Regions from separate parts of the Homo sapiens genome. Here regions 2 and 3 are each linked to region 1. The links are chromatin loops, found by intact Hi-C in ENCODE. Cell type or tissue: endothelial cell of umbilical vein. All regions are shown on one strand.

Region 1 (2,500 bases):
CAATTTGGAACCACTTTTCTCACCTACAGAATGATGGGTTGACTTGAATGATTTTTAACCTTATCTGGTTTTGAGTTTTGGCTATGACTCTTTCCTGATCGCATTCTCACTCGTGGATTTAAAACAGGCTTTAGTCTGAATTCTGTAGGCCAACCTAAGCAAGTTGAAATTAATGCTCTTTTATCCTTAAACTGTTAATGCATGGATGGGGCTTCAATGGATATTCCATCATCATAGTATTTGCATTGGGTACTTTTCCCAAACAGCGAGTGCTAATGAGTATGTCAGGCATCTTGGCAGGGCTTTTTGAGGAGATATTTTTCAACAAGGCTTTTTCTAGCCTATCATAAAAAATACAGATTCCACTTGGCAATCACAACCAAAGGCCAAGAATGTATTTGTAACGTCATAGCACTTATAGGTTATGCAATTGGATATTTTAGGGCTACGATATGAAATTTTTAATCATTCAGAAATATTTTGAAGAGAAAATTCCCATTCTCTTACTAAATTCATAGATGAATTTTCTTGGAAACTTGAATCTTCCACCCACTAGTGCACATTACCTTGCCTTCATTCACATGCATATGTACCCTATCAAATCCCCCACAGATTTGTAAGGGATTTTTTTATTGTTGCTATTGCTGTTTTCAAATTTGTAACCTGTGACTTATGGTGCCTTAATTAGACATCTACATGTCAGGTGATTGTTACATTATGATGGCAATAGCTGCTAATTTGAGCGTGAAAGTCTTGATGGAAAGGCAGTAGTCAGGGAGCTGACCTTTTGCTATTGAGGAGACTCCAGGGTGGGTTAATTCACACCCACCATAGTCATTAGTTCCCACTCTCCTCCGTCATATTTACTCCTACATAGTTTACTGAGCTGCCAATCAACCCTTAGTATCTGGATGAGCACACTGATGGGGAGGGGGCTGGCATGGCGCTTGCTTTCCTGCTGCAACCAAGAAATCATTTATAGAGGCAGTCTCTTTTTCAGTCTCCAGACTCAGATACTATTTATTTATTTCAAAATTAAATAAAAAAGAAAATAAGTAGTACACATCTTTTAAAAATTCAAATTACACGAAAAAGTATCCTGTACAAACTTCACACCTGTCCCTTAGTTTTCCAGTTCACTTCTTCCCCATTGATGCAGGTTTTGCATATTCTTCCAGAGATATTGAGACGATATGGCAAAGTTAAAAGCAAAGACACATTTTATGTTTCTCTCTAACTTTCCTTCTCTAGCTCTTTGCCTCCCTCTTTCCTCTAGTCCAAAGCAGTAATGATCTTGAAAACCATTAGGGGGCAGCTGTGACCAGAAAAGGAAACAACAAGCAGAAACGAGGAACTAAAATCCTAGAGGAAGAGAGATGCAAAAGGAAATGAAAGGAATGCTAAGCAGAGAGACCAGCCAAAGAGAAAAATGGAAAAAAGAGGAAGACGAAGAAAGAAAGAAACACAAGCATTATAAAACAAAAGGAAATGGAGAGCGAGGTGATGATATTAAAAAGCTAAAGGCAGCGTGTGTGTTAGGGGAGGGATAGCTTATGAAGGCCAGGGATTATCTGAGGTTTTGTTTTGTTTTGGTTTGATTTGTTTTTTTTTAAAGCAAACCTGTGGAACCCGATTGACTCAATGTTAGCAGAAAGTAGGAAGTTATCTTTTTCAGAACTGGAAGGCATTTATTGTGCTGGACTTTACATTCTTAGGACATGCTTCAAACTGAAGGGTTCTGAGCACCCTCTGTCCATTTGGGCTTGCGACGTGGCGGGCAGGATGGAGAGGAACAGCCCGCTTCCCTTACATCTTCAGAGTGCTTAGAAATGCTTTCAGGCCTCAGCAAGACAGCAAAATTAACCTGAATATAAAGGTGTAATTCTATTTCTCAGGGCAGCAGAGCTAAAAAACGAAGGAAGGGGCTTCTTTTGAAGCCGATGCGATAATCAAAGTGCTTTCAGGTGTACTTCGGGCATACCTCCCCTGGTTTCAGCAGGCTAACTTCATTAAAGCGCCTAGCTACTGCTTTAATGTTTTCTAGGCTTTCCCCCAGGGTACATTAAGCAGAAACAAGCTCTCATGGGAGCTTGTTCCCTGATGTTTTGCATTGTGGATGGAATGCAGGGGCAACATTTATGCTGGAATAATATTAAATGGGAAATCGTTTCTAGAGCACAATAAATATGATCACTTTCAGCTAGTAACCTCTTCTCTCTTTCTAATCCAAACTTTCCCTCCCCACCTTTAAAAAAGTGACAACAATTTTAGGAAACTCTGGTCTAGAGTCACCAGATAAAGCATGGACCATATGCCTCCATTTATTATTTGCTGAATCTGATTCAGAAGGTAGAATACTCCCCAAGCTGCCCCAAACTCTATGCCCAATGCTACTCATCAAAATTCAGTGAAAACTTTTATTTTAGGATCAAAGGCACCAGCTCTTGGTCACATTTGTTAGACTCATATATTTACTGAAGATCCAAGATGGGTAGAGTCT
Region 2 (2,500 bases), 1.4 Mb after region 1:
AATTTATACCAATCCATACAGATGTACTCTTTTCTGTTTATTATTCCCAATTGTGTAATGGAGGTTAATGTCATACAAAGGGGAAAAAAAAGTCTGGAGTTTGACAGGCACTCCCCCTATTTTGTTTTAAGGTGAAACAAAGAAAATGAAAGCTTGTTCTTTGGGCCAGGATTTCTTGCTCCCTAATTCTACCCAGACTGGATCGTCTTAAATCTGATTTGGGATTTGAGCATTATTTGGATTAGCTCATTAGTGGGGCACCATTCTGACAAGCCACTAATCTGGGGCACTGGTGCACAGCACCATGACAGTATTATGCTGAAAATGAGAAATCTAACGAGATTAGACAGATCCTAGTGCAAATGGTCTAAAGGTATTTTGCATGGAGATCCATGAGCTGGGGAATGCAGGAGGCAGGCAGATGGAGGCATCAGACTCAGTTGAGCTAGAACACAGCAGCTGCAACACCCAGAGTGATCTTCTGCTGAAAGGCAGCAATGTCACACCTTTTCTAAGCAGGTTCTGTGGAATATCAAGCAATTGTCAAGATTAAAAAGTAATAATAATAATAAATAATTAGGTGGTGGACAGGGGGCAGTGGGAGGAGCTATGAACAGAGAGGGAATTTTATTGTAAGACTCGCATGCAGTTTCGTGTCCCTGTGGTGGGAGCAGGAACAAGTTACAGGGTAAGAACTAATTGGCAGCTGGGACCAGCAACCTGTTATGTTCTAAAGTTACTCGCCCAGTACTGGTTGTAGAGAAAAGCTCCACTGTTGCTTTTTCCTCTGGTACAGTTATTTTCTTTCCTCCCATTAACCTGTGATTTTAGTTGTTTTTAAGCTGAACCAAACATACTGGTTCCCTTCTGCTTAGAATGGGGCTGTTGCTAAGATCAGAAAATGCTGAACTCCAACAACGCGTGATTTATAATGTCCAGATGTGGCTATGGGGCAGCAGACAACACACAGTGGAAGGGGACTTTGTGTCTCCCCCATCCCTTTCCCTCCTCGTTCACTCAAAGAGGAAACAAAAGTTTCCATGGCATTTTCTTGCTTGTAAGTGGAAAATCAAGCCATTAGCAGAGCCCAGGAGTTGGCCCCCTGGGATGTAATTCCTTCTTCATATTGTGCTCGTCTGCCACCTCGTGGTGACTTTTAGGACTCCATGAAAGACCCGCTTGTTAATATAGCTCCCCCACCCCATTTAGTGCCCCTCCTAGAAGAAGCCTAGAAGAAAATTCAGTCTCAATCCATTGTATGGATCATCTTTAAAATGAGCATGTGCAAGACAAAAGCAAATGCATTTCAGTACATGTTCATTACATACAAAATCAAGCACATGGCTTCTTTTGTATTCTTCCTTGCCAGGCAGTGAACGAGCATTTTGACTTAAAAGTCAAGAATTATCATCTAAGTATTTAGAACTGAATTCAAGACAGAATTCTACTTCCTTATTTTACCTTTTCACATGTGTTTAGGGATTTAGAGGAGAAACTCAGCCAGAAACTAATGGATGATACATTTTAATGGAGTGCCTCTGTTTGTTTTAAGTATCTTAATCAAGTGTGGATGAAGACCTTAAGGGGTATTGGAATAATTCAAGAATGCTGGTCCCAACATAAGAAGGTGAAGCAAAGTCATCACAGACATATTCCTAGTGTCATAGAATCATTAAACTGTCTAAAGCTGAGAAAAGGATTCCAATGAAGAGAGAGTAAAAAAAAAAATTCCCTGAGAAATGTATCTTCCTAAACACATTTTAACCCTCCCTGCCAGAAACAAAAGGCAAGTCCAAAACAGTTGTCAGAGTCCAGAGTCTGAAAAAACAGAGTTCTAAGAATCACTGGGAGATGATTTGGGGCACTATTCTAAATGTTACTCTTATAAACCAAGCATGAATTATCTGTAAGGTTTCAAGTATCCTAAGCCAAAAAGAAAGCTGAAAAAGGTGGACTACCCCACATTTTTGGTGATATAGAGAGGAATGGTTCATGCTTCAAAAGACTATTCTAAACATAATTGCTTACAAGAACTTAGGCAGCAAGGAAAAGAGAGGTTTTTAAGTTTTCCCTTTGGACAAAATCCATTGTAGATTTTTGCTTTTTTGCTTTTTCTTCTTGAGATTCATGAAAACCCTTTGTCATTCAACTGTGGCTGAGCAGTAATCTATTGTTTCACTTAAACACACACCAGAAGAGATGATGTTGATTAATCAAAGTAGAAGAAGTAGATATGCTTTGAAAACAAAAACCCTGTTAGTGCTTCAAAATGAGTGTCCATTGGCCATCAGGAACTCTGTTGCTAGGGAGATGGTTCCCAGGCATAGGTGCTTTTATGGCTGCTGCATTTAACTGGAGGCATAGTCCCCTGACAGCTTGTTTGATGACCTTTGGACTGATGTCATGAATGAAAGGTTTTCAAATATTTAAGTTTTCCTGTGTGTCTTAGCATGAGGGGATTGTGCTGGTGTGACTGCTTTTCAAAGGCAAAACTAGGAAA
Region 3 (2,500 bases), 1.4 Mb after region 1:
AGACTCCATCTCAAAAAAAAAAAAAAGAAAGAAAAAGAAATGCTCACCTCCCTCATTTTGTCCCTCCTTCCTGTTCCCAGAATTATCCTGGGCAGCCTCTTTTGTAAAACCTACGCCCGTACTAGGGTTATTTATGTGTCTGTTGACCTTGCCCCACCAGCTTGCAAACGACTCACAGGCAGGAACTGTACCTCATTCATCCTGCTTGTCCTTCCTGAAGTGCATTGTCCTATCCTAGAAGAAAGTCCCTCACTTAGTACCTATTGAGTTGCTCTGTGCCTCTGTGGCCCTGGACATACACTTTCTTTCATAATATACACCACTTGTGTAGTTGCCCTAACCTTCTCTAGCAGATATAATCTGCTTGAGTGGAGGGACTACGCCATGCACATCTTTATATCCTCACATCCCTCTACCCTCAATACACACTCCTTTTTAGGTTCTTGCTACTCAAAATGTGGTCCACGGACCAACTGCATTGGCATCACCTGCAGCTTGTTAGAAACAGTCTCTCAGGCCCCACCCAGATCTACTGAATCAGAATCTGCATTTTAACAAGGTCTCAAAGTGATATGTGAACTCATTAAAGTTAGAGAGGAACTGGGCACCATGGCTCAGGCCTGTTATCCCAGTGCTTTGGGAGGCTGAGTTGGGAGGATCACTTGCGACCAGGAGTTCAAGGCCAGCCTGGGCATAGTAAGACCCCGTCTCTACAACAAATTTGCCGGGCATGGTGGTACATGCCTATAGTCCCAGCTATTAATACTTGGGAAGCTGAGGTGGGAGAATCACTTGAGCCCAGAAGGTCCAGGCTGCAGTGAGCCAAGATTGCACCACTTCCCTCCAGCCTGGGTGACACAGCAAGACCTTTCTCAAAAGTAAAATTAAATTAAATTAAAAAGTTAGAGAGGCACTTCTTTGGGAGGTGACATAGTAAAATATTTAAGAGAATGTGTCCTCGACTCAGACTATTAAGCTTGGGCAAGTTGTGTAAACTCTCTATGCCACAGTTTTCCCATCTGTAAAGTGAGAATATTAACAGTCCTCACCTCATGGTGATGTGGAAACGTTAACTAAAGTAATATGTAAGTAAAACACTCAGAACATTATAAGCACTCAATAATACATTATCAACTATTATTACTCAATTAAAACTGGTTAACTTTAATTGAATTTGAACTGCCACCTAGAATAGACAAGAAAATGAAACACAATTCTGTATGGATGTCAGAAACATGAAATATAAAATGTAATAAATAAAAATATTAAAAACCCCTTAGCAAATGTTAAGGAGCGTGTCAAATGATTCCTGTGTTGAACCTTAAGCATTTAGGTGGCTGGAGCCTTGAAAGTTACCATCCCCCAATTTTCTGCTGTGTCACTAGGTTTTTTTCTATTGAGCAATTCTTTCAGGTCGCCTCCACTCTGCTCTGCCTAAAGGACAACTTCATATAGTGCATTCGTGTCTTAGACTCCCCGATCTCCTGTAGCCTTTGCAATTACCTCGGGCCATGAAATGCGCTCCTTGCTTGGTTGAAACATATGCACACACTGCCCCCTAGGGGATATCCTCTGTCATGACCCTCCAAAACAAAAAAAAATCTCTTGGGGTGTAATTGGCTTCAAGGAAAAGGGCTGAAACCTTGACTGTAACATCCTATACCGCTTTGTAAATACTATTGGTCCACTCTAAAGTTAGGTAATAATAACATGCACTACTGTTGAGCCTTACTAGAATTTGTGAAATAGAACATGATATATGTGACCTGGATTTGTTTCCCTCAAATGTTAGGAAAAGGCATTAACACAGTGAGAGTCTAGAATGATAATCTACATTTGAAATGAATCCCTGTGTTTGTTGATAGAAAAAAATGACACATTCCTATCCCATACAGTAGATCCACAACTTAAGGTATTGAAGGAATGGCAGGGTAATGTTAGCAACATTATGATGAAATTCATTCAACAGATAATTATTGAGAGGCTACTATGTCCCCAGCACTTGTGGTTTTCACTGAACAAGAAAGGCAATCCTTGTTTTCATGGAGCTGACACTCTACGTAATATGGTAGTCACCCACTCTTGTCTCCCTGCTGTCCCCCTCAGCTTCCGGTGAGTTTTCCTTGGCTCTAGGGGGTGCTGACTTGCCTTGGGGTGGAAGACAAGAACAGCCAGTGTACCCTGGTCACCCCGAAAGCATCTCATAGACAGAACTCCGTTACAACCTCATACAACCTGATGGGTTGTTTTTCTGTCTTTTTTGTTTTCTCGTTGTTTATGGTAGGGTTTTGTTGTCTGTTTGTTTTATTTTGGTGGGTCTTTGCTCATTCCTGGCATCTTTCCAGGCCTTTTGGAGCCATACCAACTGAGTAAGAGAGTAGTATCTCGCAAACCAACCCCCAACCCATTGTTGTCGTCTGTCTTAAATCCTGCTTCATTCCGTACGTCTCCTGTGTCTTCTGCCAGGGCTTCCCTAGGTACAACTTCAAATTGAACATAT

Evidence for each region. Peaks named below come from ENCODE experiments on the same cell type or tissue, not always from the same donor. Only the 100,000 strongest peaks of a DNase experiment are listed, where the experiment ranks them.
Region 2: it touches region 1 in a loop (11-fold over the local background); 56 of 110 quality-filtered maps call a loop at or near these places.
Region 3: it touches region 1 in a loop (7-fold over the local background); 91 of 110 quality-filtered maps call a loop at or near these places.

Annotation. Positions count from the first base shown.
Region 1 is chr2:205,674,920-205,677,419 of GRCh38, reverse strand. No RefSeq gene overlaps it. Among named protein-coding and RNA genes, the nearest start is that of NRP2, 6.3 kb to the left of the region's middle. In endothelial cell of umbilical vein, a CTCF peak has its summit at 1,315 (motif pointing right); a DNase peak (open chromatin) is centred at 1,329.
Region 2 is chr2:204,258,929-204,261,428 of GRCh38, reverse strand. No RefSeq gene overlaps it. Among named protein-coding and RNA genes, the nearest start is that of PARD3B, 290 kb to the left of the region's middle. In endothelial cell of umbilical vein, a CTCF peak has its summit at 1,142 (motif pointing left); a DNase peak (open chromatin) is centred at 1,118.
Region 3 is chr2:204,324,641-204,327,140 of GRCh38, reverse strand. No RefSeq gene overlaps it. Among named protein-coding and RNA genes, the nearest start is that of PARD3B, 220 kb to the left of the region's middle. In endothelial cell of umbilical vein, a CTCF peak has its summit at 1,548 (motif pointing left); a DNase peak (open chromatin) is centred at 1,540.